Regions from separate parts of the Homo sapiens genome. Here all the other regions are linked to region 1. Evidence: chromatin contacts called from ENCODE Hi-C or POLR2A ChIA-PET data. All regions are on one chromosome and are shown on one strand. The core of a region is the stretch at or near the end of the contact, and the rest is flanking DNA. Distances in the headings are between cores, read along the strand shown. Region 1 has its middle 180 kb from the start of INHBA. Region 2 overlaps LOC107986790 (a long non-coding RNA gene). Region 3 has its middle 58 kb from the start of HECW1. Region 4 holds the start of MRPL32 (mitochondrial ribosomal protein L32).

The links. Hi-C counts contacts between places; a loop is a spot of excess contacts on that map. ChIA-PET counts read pairs that join two places held with the same protein, here RNA polymerase II (POLR2A). Pooled maps may share reads with other maps.
Region 2: a loop to region 1 is called in a map with no recorded cell type, with 18 times the contacts of the local background. The contact joins two enhancer-like sites. A Hi-C loop is called at or near these places in 4 of 37 single-sample maps with no recorded cell type and 7 of 50 pooled maps.
Region 3: a loop to region 1 is called in a pooled map, with 10 times the contacts of the local background. The contact joins two enhancer-like sites. A Hi-C loop is called at or near these places in 7 of 37 single-sample maps with no recorded cell type and 4 of 50 pooled maps.
Region 4: a pooled map shows a loop between it and region 1 (12-fold over the local background). The contact joins the promoter of MRPL32 here to the enhancer-like site in region 1. A Hi-C loop is called at or near these places in 4 of 37 single-sample maps with no recorded cell type and 12 of 50 pooled maps. POLR2A ChIA-PET finds 5 or more read pairs at or near these places in 1 of 52 experiments (activated B cell).

What each region holds. Positions count from the first base shown.
Region 1 is chr7:41,879,919-41,883,227 of GRCh38, reverse strand. No RefSeq gene overlaps it. Among named protein-coding and RNA genes, the nearest start is that of INHBA, 180 kb to the right of the region's middle. RefSeq lists an enhancer at 1,240-1,789. Within about 2 kb of position 1,492, at least 12 of the 41 ENCODE cell types and tissues checked have a DNase peak (open chromatin) inside an H3K27ac peak, as active enhancers do.
Region 2 is chr7:43,070,148-43,073,456 of GRCh38, reverse strand. It overlaps LOC107986790 (a long non-coding RNA gene), which reads left to right. Exons shown (of 3, transcript XR_001745189.2): 2 at 1,469-1,603; 3 at 2,703-3,309. Among named protein-coding and RNA genes, the nearest start is that of HECW1, 41 kb to the left of the region's middle. RefSeq lists a silencer at 1-127. Within about 2 kb of position 1,601, at least 3 of the 41 ENCODE cell types and tissues checked have a DNase peak (open chromatin) inside an H3K27ac peak, as active enhancers do.
Region 3 is chr7:43,053,366-43,056,674 of GRCh38, reverse strand. No RefSeq gene overlaps it. Among named protein-coding and RNA genes, the nearest start is that of HECW1, 58 kb to the left of the region's middle. Within about 2 kb of position 1,819, at least 2 of the 41 ENCODE cell types and tissues checked have a DNase peak (open chromatin) inside an H3K27ac peak, as active enhancers do.
Region 4 is chr7:42,930,867-42,934,175 of GRCh38, reverse strand. MRPL32 (mitochondrial ribosomal protein L32) reads right to left here and starts at 1,800. Exons shown (of 3, transcript NM_031903.3): 1 at 1,660-1,800. The coding sequence starts at 1,789. It overlaps PSMA2 (proteasome 20S subunit alpha 2), which reads left to right and starts at 2,002. Exons shown (of 8, transcript NM_002787.5): 1 at 2,002-2,058. The coding sequence starts at 2,018. RefSeq lists an enhancer at 1,622-1,851.

The sequences.
Region 1 (3,309 bases), core at 243-2,742:
AAATAAAACGTTCTGACTCCACATATGGTATTTTGGGTTTACAAATCCTTCATAAACTTTTTCCATTCCTATCAGCAGTTTTATTCATTATGGGACATCCAGCAACTCTCCTTTCGGGATTATTTGAGAAGCAGTAAAGGCTTCCTGTGAAAGGAGCACGTTAGCTGTAAGATTTGTGCAAAGATCGAGTGCCTGGCGGGGAGTAATCCCTAGACTGCGGATCTCAAATGTTTGGTGGGGTTTCCCCTACTGCTGGCTTTCATGTTCTCAGGGCATCATTACTGCGGTGGTGCAGCCGTAATGATGGGAAAGTGCCTGCTTTCTCTTTTCCCCCAGGGCCCCAGGGTCATATCTATGGGCTGGCAGACATGTTTTCTCCTTTCTCTTTCCTGTTTGCATTCACCTTGTGATTTTACTGATTTGGGGGTTCAGAGTGGGAAATCAGGCCAAAAATATATACATTCGAGATTTAAAAACTGAGTTATATCCAGCTTCCCCTTGCAATTTGAAATTATACTCCTCTTTCCATCTCTGTGTAAGTATGGGTTTTGACCAGTTTACGGAAAAAGTATATATTGGATCAAAAAGAGGCAATAGTTGGGTGTGACCTGGGAGCCAAAGTATCTAGACACATCTTAATGGGTGGCCTCATTCGTAAGAACAAAGAGAAAGATCCCTTGCTGACTGAGTAGAGGAGAAACAGACATCCTCTGGAGCTGAGGCTGGCAGGGGACGCTACAGCGAGCCGGCCAGTATGAGTTCACAGCCCAGGTCACACACCCTCCCCTCTGCTTGGCAGCAAGCACTATGCCTGGCACAAGTTATTAAGTGTTGTTCAATGTTTTGGATAAATTAAGAGGGGCAAGTGCCAGACTAGATGGTGCCACATTTTTAACTCTGTCCTCTTCCAAACTGTAATCATCTTGGTTCCACCTGCTAATTACCATTCGAATGTATCCCTTCCACTACAATGGCATTGCCTCGCCTCTGATCCTTGGCTTCTACAGCTATTTACTATTACTCCAGATTGGGGTCCTCAGCTGCAGTCAGACCACCAGATAGATCTGTGAGTCCTCAGAGAAAGATCTACCTGTTAGCTAATAAACTAATAAACTTCAGCTCAGGGCCTCACTTGCACGGTCCCTTACAAGAGCTGGGGGAAGACCTTGCAATGTGTTCACATGGTCATATATTTTTGTAAAATGTATTAAAAGTGAGCTATATTTAGCCATAATTGGTTAAGACTGCTTCCCCTTTCTGTTTCGACTTCCCCTCTGTGCACCTACTGTTAGGGTGTCAGCGTCGTCACCAGCACTTTGGGGCCCCAGCTAAAAGGAAGTTGAGTTGCGAATATATTTAGTTTGGGTTCAGTAGGGGATATTTTTGTGGTTGGTAGTTGTTTCTGAATGCAGTTAAGTTATTACTAGTCATCCTGGTGTAGGAACGGCTTCTAGGAATACTCCTACGGCCCCCTGCACTGACGCACCCAGCCTCGTGACAGGAAGTGGAGGGTCAAACGTCATCTGGTGATATGAATTTGTCCTGCAGCATCTGACACCAGACGTTTATGCAGAATCAAGGAGAAGCAAAGTTTGAAATATACAAAGCAGGAAGCTGGTCTCTGGAAAATTCTTCCAAAGTCAGATATGTAAAATCGTAAGCAGAGGACTTTGTTTTCAATGACAGCTAGTCAAAACAGAAGTTGTCTCCTTTCAGGAATATAGCACGCCATGCTGTGTATACAATTATACAGGCCTCATACATTTTCCTTTCCTCCTTGATGAGAATTCTGCAAAAGAGATTTATTGGAATTCTCATGTTTTAACCTATGGTTGTGGTATTTATCATCATTCTAAAGTTCTATTTTTTTTGAGGTTTATCTTCTCATTCTAAATAACTGTTCAGTTTTATACCTAATTATATATTCTTGGTTTTGAATTTTTTTGCTTAAGAAGGGCTCCTCAAATTGTATAACATCAGGTTCCAGAAGATCTGTGTAAGCCACTGACTGTCCCTGGGGTTGTAGTCAGCCTGGTCTTCTCTTTTTTCTAAATTGAGACGGAGTTTCACTCTTGTTGCCCAGGCTAGAGTGCAGTGGCTCTATCTCGGCTCACTGCAACATCTGCCTCCCAGGTTCAAGTGATTCTCCTGCCTCAGCTTTCCAGATAGCTGGGATTACAGGCATCCACCATCACACCCGCTAATTTTTTGTATTTTTAGTAGAGACAGGGTTTCACCATGTTGGCCAGGCTGGTCTCAAACTCCTGACCTCAGGTGATCCACCTGCCTTGGCCTTCCAAAGTGCTGGGATTACAGGCATGAACCATTACGCCTGGCCAGGCTGGTCTTCTTAAAGCAGAAGGCTAGTAGGTGACGGCCCCCTAATTGGAATACTTTGACAACCTTTATCCTTCATAAACTGACATCCACTGCCCTCCTCCTACCTTTCTCATGCTATAGACCAGCCATGTGCACACTGACAGCTCCTGGGACACACAGCTTCATTGTTCGCCCCTCACCTCCTTTGACCATGTGGATCCCTGTAATCCCAATGACTACTTCAGTATTTGTTAGATAATCTTCTGTTTGTCTTTCAAAATACAGCAAAGGCAGAAAATAATGCAGGTGAGGTGAAAACCTGCCAGCATTAGAGTTGGCATAGGGTAGACTGCAGGGCCATGAGTGTTCACAGCTGGCCTCCTTGAGCCAGCCTTTGTAGGCTTATAGGGCCTGGAGCTCAACCATCAGTGGGAAATCTGGCATATACCCCTGGTGCCTGGCCCCTTTCTTGACAAAGAGTGAGTGCCAAATCCGTGTTGTGAAAGGCATCCATGAGACATCCCACTGTGGGTCCACCACCTAAAGCTCTGCAGCAGGAAGGATGTTGGTCTGGACTCTGTCCAGGCCTCTGGACTTTGCTTTTCCCTTCCCCCGACCTTCTGGTTTCTCCCCAGTCTATGTCACACGGTGCTCTGCAGTGTCTGTCTGGTCTGGTTATGGAATATCTCCAGCCACCTCCATTCTCATGCCTGCAATTCCTGACATTCCTGCTTTGCCCCATCTTTCAAGGCCAGAGCTCTGGGAATACCCTGGAGAGAACCATTTGTTTCTCCTTCATTCTTCATTTATCAAAATTTTCTCATTATCTTTCTCATTCTTAATTAGTGTCTGCCAAAGGAAAGGTGTCTGTAAATAGACTTCATCTTATATTTGTGACTAAAGGGTCCAAATCACATGTGGAAAAACAGAGCAGTAACTGGAGTTGTAGATATTCTTTGATTACATATCTAGTATTATTGGCAGGGACAT
Region 2 (3,309 bases), core at 352-2,851, 1.2 Mb before region 1:
TCCACAGCTTCACTTTTGCATTCGGCTTATGATAAGAAGTCCATGCAACCCCCGCTGAGACACATTTTTGTCCCAAACTCAATTCCAAGCATCGGGTCAAAGCCCTAGGAAAGAAAACTGGATCTGAGGGATCCAGAGGCAGACAATAACAGAAATTAAAAGGCACAACACAGGTAAGCGTGGCTGATTCCTGCCGATTAAGCCAACCCCAGGCTTCCTGTTTCATGGATAAAGACCACATTAATATCCGTGGCATAAATGAGGTCTAGGGAATCCAAGGCTGCTGGCAGCAGGGGAGATAGGGCATATGTGGATAAGAGCGGATGATTCTCACCCACTAGGCCCCCTGCTTCATGGGTGCAAGCCGCTCTTCCACCCAAGGTGGCACCTGCCAAGGTTGCTGGGACTTGGGGATGCAAAGATGGAAGAGGAAAGAGGATGCTTTTCCCTCTCTCCCTCATGTACCTCTGAAGAAGGAATTTATGAATTTTACAAGTATAATCAAAGACAACCAAAAATGTTTACTTTTTCCTTCCAAAGCTAACTGTAGTGTAGCCCCACCCCGTAGTGTAAGTTAGAGAAAAATACTAACTGCCTGTTTTTCCTTTTGTGCTCAGCGAGCCTTATCTGTACTTGCTAGTTTCACATTCCTTGAGGCTCAGCGAGTTCCTGCTTCACCTCCCTAGCACAGCTGCAAAGTTACAAGGTTGACACAGAAATGGTTTATACAGTTAATGGTTTCCCAAAGATGTGAAACATGTAATATAAATAAATGTAAAAGACTGATCAACTGCCTTTGCTCTCACTTCTGTAAGTACACTTCCTGCATCACATAGTTCCCGGCCACTGGCTGCTTAAAAAGTGGCTGTTTTCTTTGTCCGGGGCTCAGACTTTCCTGGACGCTAGTCCTACTGAGCCAGGTGATCACCTTTTAATAAAGACCTTTCCTGGACTCACTCTGTTCGGTCTCTCCCATCTTTGATTGTCCCACAATACCTTGGGTATCTTCTAGGAAGAGAAGGGAACCAGGGATGCCTGCCCCCCTCTTTCTAGATGGGTAGCCATTCGCCTTCAGTCTGTACCCCTTTTGAATGCATCCTGAACCTCTAGGACTCCTTTTAAAAAAAAAAAACACCTTCTTTTTTTCCTTTCTCCTCCTCTGTCCTCTTCACTGATAGGTAATTGTGTCTTCATACTATGGGACACTCCCCTCAGAAACATCCTCCAAACTGGAAAGAATTAATTTCCCAAACCTTAACCTGGCTGGCTTAGGAATGGGCTCAGGGGAAGGGAACCCAGAAGACTGACATGCTGGCAAAAGCGTAAAGTTTTTTCTTAACCAGTTGGGCTTTTGGCCTTGTGCAAACTGGTAAAAGGCCTTGGAATTTTTGAGCTGTTCTTACCCCTCTCCTTGTTTTGTTTTGATACATGTTTTCTAATAAGCTGGTTTGTCTATTCTTGCCTTCAGGCCATCAAACTACAGTCAGTCATGCAACAGGAGCCTCTGATGACGACCCTTTCTGCTGGGAACCCTTAAATAGGCCTCTGAGGGAGCTCTGACTGCGGCTTCCCCCAAAACAGCGCCCCCTGTCAGCAGGAGGCAGTTAAGATCGCTCTTCTTCCTTATCCTTATTCTAATGGCAGTTAGATGTACCTCTCTAGAGCGGGGAATGAGACAGCCAGGTGGGAGGGGGTCCCCAGAGAAACTCCAGCTGGCCTGCACACTGGGATGGAGCCACAATAGTTCACATCCTTTGCAGCAGGGAGGAGCCAGCTCCTCCTCTTCTGTGTGGAACCTGGAATTCAAGCCGCTGGCGGCAAGCACTCTAGCAGGGACTCTGACTTGTTGAGGATCCCTGTTTCCCCCTTTTTCTCCCCACTTTTCACCGAATAAAACTTTGTCTTACCCACCCTTCAAACCGTCTTTGAGCCTAAATTTTCATGGCCCGGGGACGGACAAGGACCCTGTCTTTAGCTGAACAGACCTGCAAAATATTGATGTCTTTGCCTGTAACTCTTGCCTCCCCGAAAGGTATAATACTCAACTGCAACCCAGCTCCCTCAATATTTTAAATCTTTATTGTAAAAACATCTTATTTTAAGAAATGGGATGTGCAAGGGAAATGGTAATTATGTTCCCAAAGCATCAATAATTTCAAAAAGAGAATGCAGGGGAAGATTGCTTTCCATAGTTTTAGCATAGAAAGTTTAATACTCTATCACAAACAAGGCACCTTCTCCCTGTAGCCCTCTGCAGCTTTCAGAGCACACTGTGATACAATTTCAAAAGGAAGCCACTTTTATAAATTCATACCCACCCTGGTGTGCAACTGAAAAAAGTGAAAAAGTAAAACCCACTTTCTCAGGACCTCTTGAGACTGTGTTCCCCCGCCATGGTCACTCATATTGGCTCAGAATAAACCTCTTTAAAATATTTTACAGAGCTGGTTTTTCTGTTAACAATGCCTATTTTATCAGTTATTTTATTCATTTACCCCTGAAATCTTAAAACAGACTTAAGGAAATTCACAAATACCAATAGATAAGATAAAGCTACGTTAACAATAAGTAAGGAAGGAAATATGGGCAAAAGAAAAATAAAGCAGAGAGCTGGGATGCCAGATGGCTTGAAAGTCAAACATATGTAAATAAAAAGCATTAATAATCATCTTAATTATATTCTATGTTATATTTTATTTCAGATAATGGAGCTATTTTTTTCTTTCGTTGTCCAAGTGGAAGATGTTAAAAAAGAAACCCTCAATGGTAATGCAGTTTATACCAACTTCACACAATCTGTTACACTCATTGATCCGTGGAATAATCATGACACTCAAATGAATTTGTATGCTGGTATTTACTATGGGAATGTAAAAAGAATATTACACTAGGTTTTGACAGATTTGGGCTAACAGGTAAATCTTTATTGTAAAAGATTTTATTTTAAGAAATGGGATGTACAAGGGAAATGGTAATTATGTTCCCAAAGCATCAATAATTTCAAAAAGAGAATGTAGAAGAAGATTGTTTTCCATAGTTTTAACACAGAAAATTTAATACTCTATCAAAAAGAAGGCACCTTCTCCCTGTAGCCTCTGAAGCTTTCAGAGCACACTGTAATACAATTTCAAAAGGAAGCCACTTCTATAAATTCATACCCACCCTGGTGTGCAACTGACAGCTTCAGAGGTAACATTATTGACTGCTTACACAAGAAAATCTTCATGCAATGCAAATTTAAATTTCCAAGCATTTAATATTTTTTCAAGATATTGTAGAACCAAAAATTAGTAAATATTTTTTAAAGTC
Region 3 (3,309 bases), core at 570-3,069, 1.2 Mb before region 1:
TCATTAACATTTAATATAAATAAGTGCACATTCTACATAGTCCTTTTTGCTTTCGAGAGCATTTGGGGTTAGGCTGCACTCGTGAGCTATAGTCCATCTTTGTCCAAATAGCAATAAAGAGGATAAAAAAGAAAAATGGGATGAAGCATTAACTCCCTTCCCCTGGCCACCTGTTCTAAACCCTTCTGGAAGCAGCAAAGGACAGAAGGAGTTATCAAAGTATCAGGCTTTGTAAATTGCTAGCAAAGACAGTTCACAACATCATCTCACCAGAAGAGCTCCAGCATCTTCCCATCCTAGGTTTTCTGCAGTGAAGCAGCAACCACCAGGGGAAGCATCTGGAGCATGGCTGTGGGGTACACAGCAGGTCTGCGTTTTTCAAGGCTTGCTCCACTGTTTTTATTTATTTATTTATTTTAAACAGGGTCTCACTCTGTCACCCAGGCTGGAGTGCAGTGGCATGTTCTGGGCTCACTGCAACCTCCACCTCCCAGGATCAAGTGATTCTCATGCCTCAGCCTCCTGAGTAGCTGGGAACACAGGCTTGCACCACCATGCTCAGCTAATGTTTGTATTTTTATTAGGTTGGTGCAAAAGCAATTGCATTTTTTTGCCATTACTTTAATGGCAAAAAAAACGCAATTGCTTTTGCACCAACCTAATAGTGGAGACAGGGTTTTGCCATGCTGGCCAGGCTGGTCTTGAACTCCTGGCCTCAAGCGATCTGCCCACCCCGGCCTCCCAAAGTGCTGGGATTACAGGCATGAGCCACCGCGCCCAGCCCATTGTTTTTATTTATAACCCTAAGACTATCCCTCAAACCCTTCCCAAGCTCTGCCACTATCCTATTTAGAATCTCTTTATTTCTGTGTGGCTTTCTTAATGAGGCTAGAATCTGTAACGAAGACATTTGTGAGGGAAACAGGCAGAGCTTAAATATTATGGAGACTTTCCATCATTTGAATGCATTCTAGCCATATCTTTAATTACTTGTAAATATAATTGGGAGTTATTTTTTTCCCCTGATTCTGTCAGTCAGCCATATAGCTCCTATTTATCTTGTTAACCAAGATGCTTAAAACTTTTCGGGTATGGCTGGGCGCGGTGGCTCATGCCTGTAATCCCAGCACTTTGGGAGGCCAAGGTGGGTGGATCACCTGAGTTCAGGAGTTCGTGACCAGCCTGGCAAACATGGTGAAACCCTGTCTCTACTGAAAATACAAAAATTAGCCGGGTGTGGTGGCATGCGCCTGTAGTCCCAGCTACTTGGGAGGCTGAGGCAGGAGAATCACTTGAACCCGGGAGGTGGAGGTTGCAGTGAGCCGAGATTGCGCCATTGCACTCCAGCCTGGTGACAGAGCAAGACTCTATCTCAAACAACAATAACAAAAAGAAAACCAACCAACCAAAAACAAAAAAAGCGTTTTGAGTATGTATGGCATAGACCTTCTTCCTGTTTTTAAAGCTTCTTAATACATACAGGTGTAGCTTTCATGAGTATATATACATTTCGCTACAAATGACTATTGGTTTTATTCTAACACAATAGATTGCCTTTTAAAAGACGCCTACCTTTTCATTTCCTTACAGTCTTTCCTCATTTTTCAGACCCAGAATCTCCACAAAATGCCTTACTCTACTATTCAGTGGGAAAGTAGTAATGTTTAACCCTTATGAAACATCTCTCGGTCAGGTTTCAGTCCCAGTGATACCAGAACCAGGGAGCGAAGGTGGTTACAACTGAGTGATGTAATTCCCTAGAGACATGGGTTTCCTTTGTCTCAAGCCTGGCAGCCTAATTAATATGCTGAAAACACCTTAACTCTAACTGGGCTTGAGACATTTGCAGAAGATGACTTTCAGCTGCCTGCAGGAGCGGCCAAAGGAGCCTGGGCCTTGCTTTTTACCAATCTTAACATCATCTCTCAGTCTGCAGACCAGCTTTCCATTTTACCACATTGTTGACATCCTCCTTCAAGAGCTTCACTTCACAAAAAAATGTGGTGCTCTCTTTTGTCTTCTTAGTCTCATGAAGCATTGGGATAAAAGCCTGAAAGCTTTGCATCTAAAGAGTTAAAATAATTTGCATGGCAGAATCTCAAATCTCGCTGCTTCTCCCTGCCAAAGAGGGAGAAAAAAAGAAAGCAATAAGGAGGAAGGGAAAGCGGGAACATCACTATTAGAAAATCAATCAGTTCCTGGAAAATAATCCTCTTAAATCCTTTCCTAAAGGTGGGGAGAGCCCTCTTATCAGGGTTTTCAGTGAAATCTATAGCAAGGTCTGGCAACTCTGTCATGGTTGATAGTCTGCATTTAGTCCTATTTATCTGGATTTCAGGATCATCCTATGGAAATGATCCACGAGTACAATTATAGGAGTACTTAGTAATTTTATCCTTTTACTCATTAATATTAATTAGTGCTTGGAGGGGAAAGAGGACAGGGAACAGCTTCTCATATCCAAACTAATTAACTTCGTCTAGCTTGTATGAAAGTGAGAAAGCACTTTATTAAAAACCATAAGGTAAGCTCTCAAGGGACTTTTATTTTCTGCTTAGGCTAAACTATGATAACATTTGGCTCTTAGTGAGCTCCCTAAAATTGCCAGAAAGAATAAAAAAAATTGTGGCCAGGAGATTAAAGACTCCTGCATGGTTTCCAAGACACCCACTGTATTGGTGGTAACGTACGTTTGATGTTTTTATGCTATTCTGGAAAATGAAGGGTAGTTTCCAAGCCACCTATTTAGGACATAATAATGCTAGAAATGAAAAGGAAGATTAAGGCAATGGTAGTCATTGTTACTTCTTTTTAGTAATATATGTTGATACGTCATCTATTGACACTGAAGCGGTGAGTTAAAATCCTTTTTAATCTAATGCCTAAAAAATGTATTCGTCTCCCAGTTAGAATTGGGAACATTTTAAATTATTTATTTATTTTTTGAGACTGAGTCTCACTCTGTCACCCAGGCTGGAGTGCAGTGGTACAATCTCAGCTCACTGCAACTTCTGCCTCCCAGGTTCAAGCGATTCTCCTGCCTCAGCCTCCCTAGTAGCTGGGATTACAGTTGCGGGCTACCATGCCCGGCTAATTTTGTATTTTTAGTAGAGACGGAGTTTCACCATGTTGGCCAGGCTGGTCTCAAACTCCTGACCTCAGGTGATCCACCCACCTCGTCCTCCCAAAGTGCTGAGATTACAGGCATGAGCCACCACACCTGGCTGGAACATTTTTTTAAACCAAAGATTTCATTAGACATATATTCCCCCTGCTGAATCCCACATTCTTTGACTTTTTTCCAGTTTT
Region 4 (3,309 bases), core at 551-3,050, 1.1 Mb before region 1:
CTGCCTCAGCCTCCCAAGTAGCTGGGATTACAGGTGTGCACCACCACGCCTGGTTAATTTTGTATTTTTAGTAGAGACAGGGTTTCACAATGTTGGCCAGGCTGGTCTTGAACTCCTGACCTTAGGTGATGGACCCACCTTGGCCTCCCAAAGTGCTGAGATTACAGGTGTGAGCCACCGCGCCCAGCCCACATACTTCTTTTGATCTTAAGAACTCTTAAAAATACACAAAGTTCTCTAACACTTAACAACTGGCATTTATTTTCAGTATGTCCACAAGTATTGCCAAGCATGCCCCGGTGATTAACAACACAGGCTCAGGACTGTCTGTGAACTTGGGACCATTGTGAGCCTACTGTTTCAGTTGGAAAGTGTATACACCTAATGGGACTGTTGTCAAGATTATCCCAGGAAGTACATGTAGAAAGCTTGGCACATTGCTTGGCATATAGTGGCATATATTTTCTTGGTATATTTCTGGATATTATCACTTTCAGGCTGCTTAGAAATTGAGTAGAATGTAAATGCCAAAGCCATGACAGTTTCAACATCCAAGATACTTCCAATTAAAATTAATTCCAAGTGAAACATGGGAAACAGAATTCAGCTCCTCAGAGCTCAAACACCACAGAAAACATGTACTGCGCGGGAGGGAGGGAGGAAGGGAGGAAAGAAGGGAGGGAAGGGAAGGGAAGAGGAGAGGGGGGAGAGGGGAAGCGGGAGGGGAGGTGAGGGCAGGGCTGGAAAGGAAAGACAGATCCAGAGAGTGGTGAGCCTTGATGCCAAGTGAGACCTGCAGAACTGTCCTCTCAGGACAACTCTGTACAAATCCCTGAACTCCACAGACTTGACCAAACTCTAGCATAGTTTCTAGCAGCATAAGGCTGTATCCTAGGATGACCTCGGCCCCCCCTTTAAAGTGCCTGCCTGAGAAAGCTCAACGCTGCCTGGAAAATTTCCTATTTATTTTGGCCAACATACCCCGATAGTAGGTCCCGAACTCCCTTAGAGCATTTCCTGGAAAGGGCATATAATTGTAAATACGTATCCCTTGCAACTAACTCGGAAGCTTTTCTTTCAAGGCCCTGAGAGCCATTCCTTCGAAATCTAATCATTAGGAAGGATAGGGCCTTTGTCTCCCAGTCTCTGCGGGAGGATAGAATTCTCCCTAAGACAACTGCGAGCTAGCAGACACAGCCGGCTAATCACATTTGCACTGACTTCACTATACTACACTTCTCTGACTCTACAGAGCCCCTACACTCCCGCCTCGCTCATTCTCCCTTTAAAACGCCCAAAGTCACCTCTGCACAAACCGGGATGGAGCTCAGCTCTTTACCTGCAGTAGTTACTGAATAAAATCTGTTTTCAGCGCTTTACTTACTGGCTGGCTATGATTTATCTTTGACACAAGCTTGGGTTACATTCTGTGTACGAATGGAACAAGCAGAGGAATTTTTTTTTTTTTTTTTTTGCGGTGGAGGGAGCGCAAAAACAGTCGTTCTGTTCTCGCTAATATGGGAATGTCACGAACTACGTCCCCGACATGAGGCCGCGGATCAGAACCGGGGCTGAGGGCGAACTGTGTAAGCTGCGTCTGCTACGCTGCCCGAGGTCCCGTCATCAGCCCCCTCTCCCACGGAGCCCTTCTTTACCTACCCCACGGAGGACTGGGAAAGCCCGGCCGGCTCTGCGGAAGCTTCCGTAGCAGTCGCTCCCAGTAGTTTCGAAGCACTCCCCGGGCCGCAGACCACGGCGAAACCACCAAGACCAGCATGGCCAGCGCCATTTTCCCTGCTGGAAGACCGCCCCGGTCCCGCCCCTGCTTTCAGCATGCGCACAGGCACAGAATCGGGCAAGCCTCGCTTCTTAGAACTACAACACCCCGCATGCTCTTGGAGCAGCTCTGACTCTCCTCCAATCATAGAGAGTAAAGGAAAGGTGAGGGGCGGGGAAATGAAAGGAAATCGGCCACAGTGCGCATGTGTGCGGCTGTGCTTTGGCTCTTCGGGTAAAGATGGCGGAGCGCGGGTACAGCTTTTCGCTGACTACATTCAGGTATGGAAGGGGCCCTCGAGGTCTTCAGCGTAGTCGAGGTTGCTGGTACTCTGTCGATTTAGTTTTTCCCATCCTGACGTCGGCATTGGTGCTTCTGGAGGGTCCAGTAGGGAATGGAGTTGGAAATGCGGCTTTGCAAAGTCATTTGCCAGGCCGACCCGGGATTCCTGGAGCTTCCTTGGTCGGAGGCTGCTGGAGGGTCGGGGGGATGCGGTTTTGCGGGGTTAACATGGGGCTGCGGGACGGTGAGGCACATAGCCAAGGATTCGCTTTCACTTTGGAGACCAGAAAAGAAGGCAGTTTTAGCTTAACCATCTCTGGGTGGCCCGTTCCGAACTCAGGATTTTTTTCCTGGCTCAAGTAGACCTGATGCGGTGGTTTCTGAAACTTGGAATCTTGGTCAAATATGTGGGGTTCCCTTTTCTTGGAAAACTCTCAGCTTTACAGTTAAGTCGGAGTCTTGGTCTCCATTTGGCACTAGTGTCTTTCAAAACCTCCCGCTTTCGGTTTCTTCGATGCACGAATTAGAAACATAAGGACTAAAAACCGAAAGCCCCTATCACTTTTTTGTGAACCCCTAACAACGAGGCAAGTTTGAGTTTTGGTCTTTTTTTGGTGGACTGGGGGGAACGTCGGGGAGGGGGATGTTTACTTTAAACAAGATTGTAGGTTTTTCTATTGTAGAAAAGGGGATTAGAATAATAAGTTTACTTTCCAAAATACAGTTGGGGCGAACCATGGCTCTCAACGTGAGAAAACCATCGCCGAAGACTTTTAAAAATTGACTGGGGAAGTTTTCTGACTTACCCATTTTCTTAAGGATCAGTAATGCCCAGTTTACTTAAAATGTACTCCTGACAACTGAAGGCAGGCGGGATCTAACTTGTTGAGTACTTTGTTAGGTGCAACTTAACCTTAACCTGCTCCATCTCTTTCCACTGCTATAATGAATGTTATCTCAGCTTCTTACAGATGAACTAACCGCAGCTTGTACAAATTAAACAACTTGTCTAAGGTCATCGGTGAGTAGCTGAGTTGACATTCAAACTGGGTTTTTTTTCTGATAACAAAAATACACTTTCCATTACATAACGTTGTCTTAAATTCCAAAAGTACTTTTCTCTTGGCAGTTTTCAGTAAGCAGTGGGTGTATGTAATAGTTTTTTTGTAACCTTTGAACGAGATTAATTTAATTATGCAATAAAAGGTCTCATTATATTACATATGACAGAATAGTGTGTGCAGGATGTA